2 separate regions of the Homo sapiens genome follow, and region 1 is linked to region 2. A link is a loop called in an ENCODE intact Hi-C map of the cell type or tissue named here. Cell type or tissue: stomach. All regions are shown on one strand.

Evidence for each region. Hi-C counts contacts between places; a loop is a spot of excess contacts. Peaks named below come from ENCODE experiments on the same cell type or tissue, not always from the same donor. Only the 100,000 strongest peaks of a DNase experiment are listed, where the experiment ranks them.
Region 1: it touches region 2 in a loop (5-fold over the local background); 108 of 110 quality-filtered maps call a loop at or near these places.

Annotation. Positions count from the first base shown.
Region 1 is chr14:76,871,943-76,874,442 of GRCh38, reverse strand. No RefSeq gene overlaps it. Among named protein-coding and RNA genes, the nearest start is that of LRRC74A, 47 kb to the right of the region's middle. In stomach, a CTCF peak has its summit at 1,467 (motif pointing left); a DNase peak (open chromatin) is centred at 1,452.
Region 2 is chr14:77,069,836-77,072,335 of GRCh38, reverse strand. It overlaps LINC02289 (long intergenic non-protein coding RNA 2289), which reads left to right. Exons shown (of 3, transcript NR_110553.1): 2 at 564-626; 3 at 1,490-2,500. Among named protein-coding and RNA genes, the nearest start is that of LINC02289, 5.1 kb to the left of the region's middle. In stomach, a CTCF peak has its summit at 1,475 (motif pointing right); a DNase peak (open chromatin) is centred at 1,495; H3K27ac peaks cover 306 bases.

The DNA of each region.
Region 1 (2,500 bases), 200 kb after region 2:
CCTGAGATTGGAACACCCCCCATGGTATTTCCAACACCTATTAGTTGGGTGTTTCAAAGATAGCTGTTCAGTTTGGTCCCTCCTGTGCTCTGCTGGTCCTCCAGCTCCCCATACCTCTCCCTCTCAGGAGTGGAACACCACTGTAAGGAGGGCATGCTTATATTAGGCACTTACTGTATGCCAGGCCTTGGGCTTGGTGTTTCATGTGTGTGATTTCATTAAATCTTCACAGCCATGTTCTCTGATGGCCTTCAAGCCCCCACCTGACCTGAACACATTCCCTCTGAACTCACTTCCACCATGCTTTCCTTCTTTCCATCTGCTCCAGCCACAGAGGACACACCCTATAGAGGAGGTGGTACCACTAACATTCCTGTTTACAGATGAGCAAACTGAGATTCAGAGAGGATAAATGAATTGCTCAGAGTCAGAGATGGTAATTGGTGAAGCCAAACAGAATTCAAACCCAGGAGTGTCAAATGCCAGAATTCGCAGGCTTAATCCCTTCATAGTTCTAGTACACAGATATCCACACTCCGCTTCTCCCACCTGCTCCCAGCACAATTTCTGAGCCATGCAGCTGGTGGGGAGAGGGCATCAACTTGCCCTTGAGAATTTGGCCACACAGAGCACCATCTCAGCCTTCGCCGCCTTCCGTTAGCCAGTCCAGCCTGGCAGAGGGGCGGGGAGGCAACGTGGCTAAGCCCTCAGGGAGCCACAGCTGTATTGCCAGGGCCTGGATCTTGGCGTTGCTACTTACTGGCTGGGGCACCTTGGGCAAAATGCTTAAATTCTCCACACGCCCCCCTCCGCCCCCGTTTCCCTGGCTGCAAAATGGGGATTCTACAGTGCTCACTATGCAGAATCACTGTAAGGATGCTAGGAGTGAGTGCATGAAGCCGCATTGAGTCGGGTATGGAAGGACAGCAAGCACAGGGTGCCGTCTCTCTGGGTTGCAGCCTGACCACCTCTGAAGGCTGGGCCAGCGCCTCTGAGCCATCTTTGACCTTGACGCCCCTCCTGCTCCTGCAAGGCCCCTCTACCTCTGCCTCGTCCTCCATGGGAAAGCTGCAGCTGCTGCTGGGGTCCTCCTGCCTGCCAGCCTCCTGACCTGCCAAACTGACAAAGCGCTTGTGCAGTCCTGTCCTCATGGAGCAGGACTCCTCTCTGCGGTCTGCCCAGCTTCAGGGCGGGCTGACTGGAGAAGATGAATAAATATTCATGGAGCTCTTCCTGGGTGCCTGATTTTCTTCCTCACAAGGGTGCAAGATGGTCACAATGAGGACACGGAGCCTTGGAGAGGTCTGCCCAGGGGTTGGGCTGCTGGACCTTTCGAGGCTCAGATTCCAAGTTGGCGTTCCTCAGGGGCAGAAGTTTGGGAGATCAGAGAAACTTGCTAAGACCCCAAGTTTAGGAGAAGGCAAAGCACAATTCTCCGGATGACTTTTGGAGCTGACCTGACACCTAGCGGCCACAAGTGGGAATTACTCCACCTTTGGAGGCTCCCAGGGCCGCTGAGGCAGATGGGCTTGGCCACCCATCTCTTACTTGAGTGTCAAGGGGTGGCCTGGAGGGTTGGGGTGGGGTGTGGGGGAGATTTTAACTTCCCTGTAATCTCCATCATTTCGCCAAAGCCACCCAAACAAAAATAAGATTTGATAAGAACAACTGCTGCCTTTTCCATTTTATGCAAAAGATGAGAACAAAATTATCTTGAAAAAATGTGTTTTTATTGATCCATAAGCATTACAAATTTATAACTTGTCCATCACACATTTTGCTACTTCATAGCCTCTCCTTCTTGCCCACACATAACCCTCAGGGTTGCACCTGGGCACTCAGTTACAGGCAGGGAACTTGGAGAATTTTATGGATTATAAGAGATTTAAAAGACATGATCCCATCCAGGCACGGCAGCTCACGCCTGTAATCCCAGCACTTTGGGAGGCCAAGGCAGACAGATCACTTGAGGTCAGGAGTTCAAGACCAACCTGACCAACATGGGGAAACCCTGTCTCCACTAAAAATACAAAAAATTAGCTGCTCATGGTGGTGCAAGCCTGTAATCCCAACTACTCGGGAGGATGAGGCATGAGAATTGCTTGAATCTGGAAGGCAGAGATTGTAGTTAGCTGTGTTCACGCCACTGCACTCCAGCCTGGGTGACAGAGTGAGACTCTTTCTCAAAAAAAAAAAAAAAAAAAAAAAAAAAAAAAAAGACATGATCCCAGACGACAAGGACTTCACTTTATTCGGGGAGATAGAGCAGATGTCTACAGAGCACCCGATGTTATGGTAGATGTTTCAGCCCATAGACTCCTTATTGCATTTCGTTTTCTTTTCTTTTCTTTGTTTTTTGTTTTTTTTTTTTTTTTTTGAGATGGAGTTTTGCTCTTGTCACCCAGGCTGGAGTGCGATGGCGTGATCTCAGCTCACTGCAACCTCTGCCTCCCAGGTTCAAGCAATTCTCCTGCCTCAGCCTCTTGAGTAGATGAGATTA
Region 2 (2,500 bases):
AGGACACACAGCTAGTGACAGCGAGGCACAGAGCTGGGATTCCAACCCAGGCCTGTCTAACCCTAAAGCTCCTCCTATCCACCTCCTCCTTGCTGCCACAGAAGGTGACTCAGAGGTACTCAGTCTGGAGAATTCAAGCCAGTATCCCAGGAAGTGGAATTTTCTCCAGTGTTCTAGGAAGGAGGGATTACCATGGCATGGGGTGGGCCAGGTAGACACAAGAGGCAGTGAAGGTGCATAAAGTGGTGATTAAAGGGAATGGAGTCTACTGTGGTTTGGATATGGTTGCGTCAACCTAAACTCATGTTGAAATTTGACCCTCGGTGTGGTGGTGGTGGGAGGTGGGGCCTAGTGGGAGGTGTCTGGGTCATGGGGGCAGATCTCTCATGAAGGGCTTAGTGCCATCCTCACAGTGGAGAGTGAGTTTTCACCCTGGCAAGACTGGATTCTTGTAGGAATGGATTTGTTCCCAAGACAGTGGGTTGTTATAAAGCCAGGATGCCCCTTGGGTTTTCCCTTCTTTGCAAGTGTTCACTCTCCCTTTGACCTTCTGTATGTCGCAGCCCTCACCAGAGGCTGAGCAGATGCTGAGGCCATGCTTCTTGATTCTCCCAGCCAACAGATCTGTAAGCTGAATAAACCTCTCTTCTTTATAAATTACCCCGTCTCAGGTATCCTGTTATGGCAACACGAAATGGACTAAGACAGGCGGGTGACAGATTGTCCAGGTTTGAAACATAGCTTTTCCTTGTGCACCGCATCTCAGGTTCTTCATCTGAAAATTGGGGATAAGAACATGTACCTCCTTGGGTTTGGGGGAAGATTAAATGAGATAATGCATGTGAAATTCATGGCAAGAGTAAACTGCCCATTACATCTTTCTGCTTTTAACATTGCTATTGACATTACTTTCCCTCCATGGTCACTAGACTCTTGTATCAGGCCAGTATTTGAAGACAGACAAATTTAAACGAAATAGATGTAACTTGGAGGATGATGGCAGAGAAATCTGTGGCTTGACGGTTTTTTTTTTTTTTTTTTTTTTGAGACAGAGTCTTGCACTGTTGCCCAGGCTGGAGTGCAGTAGCATGATCTCAGCTCACTGCAACCTCCGCCTCCCGGGTTCAAGCGATTCTCCTTCCTCAACCTCCCTAGTAGCTGGGATTACAGGTGCCCGCTACCATGCCTGCTAATTTTTTGTATTTTTATAGAGACAGGGTTTCACTATGTTGGCCAGGCTGGTCTCGAACTCCTGACCTCGTGATCCACCCGTTTCGGCCTCCCAAAGTGCTGGGATTACAGGCGTGAGCCACCGCGCCTGGCCTTGAAGGTTGTTTTTCTAATTTTTTTTCCCAGCTCTAAGACAGCTCCCTGTGTAAGATGATGAGTGTGATTAATTGCAATCAGCTCCTCTCCATGTAATGAGGGAAGCTGGATGTCATCCTCTGGCTTCTGTCCAAGCTGATGCAGTTACCTATTGTGTCCACAGGATGTCACTATCAATCACGCTTCGACTGAGTACAGCCAAACCAGGATACTCAGGGACTTGGAATCTGTTACCAGACTTTTATTTAGTACAGACACAGCGCCAGGGGGCTGAGCATTCTTCAGCAACACCCTTTGGACCCCTTTCTACACCATCATGCTGTATGAACAGAAGGGTTGGGGACATGAAGGAGCAGCTCAGCTAAGGTGACCCAGATGGTTGGGCTCAGAGCTGGAAGAACACCGTGGTCTTCTGACTCCCAATTCCTGCATCTGTCCTGCTTGTAAGAGGCTTGCCAAGAACAGGAGCTTTTGTTTGTAGGTCTCTAGGGATGGCCACCACAGGGAGTGTGATTTGAAGATGGGGTCGGCGTGACATTACAGGCCCCCTTTAGGCTCTGCTGGGTTGCAGGCCAGCTCTCTGGGCTGCCTTTCTGATGGCTGCTATTTTAAAGGCAGATAGGATGAAGTTAGCAACAACTTATATCATTAAACTAGCAAGGGCTCAGGAGGGGCAGCCCCCTTCTGGGAATGTGCCTAGCTCCTGCTCCAGAATGGAGGAGTTTCTGTGGCTCTAGGAGAGCTGGCCTTCTATGGAGTCTGAGCAATGTACCGCACGGGGAGGAGAAGACGCTTCCAGAAGATACCAGTGTTTCTATCCAGAGACGTTTCCAGGACACCACGTTAAGCAGCAGAGACACTAGAAGCCAAGGCACCTATGGTCTGGTGTGGATGTGTGCCTCCTGTGCCTCAGTGGCATCATCCGTACCATGGGAGGTGTGTAATGAGGGGTGAGATCACGTCTGTGAGGGCACGTACATAGTAGATGCCCAGGAAGTGCCAGTCCCCATCTCCTTCCCAGTTTCTTCAAAGCCTTCTGGAAGGCACTGGCATAGCCCAGTCCTGAGGCACTGCTTTTTCTTTCATGGATGATCAGGAGCTTCTGTGATTTCTTCCCCCTCACTCTTCATTTTGCCAAGATGTTGCCCATAGTAACCTCAGCAGTGGAGCGAGG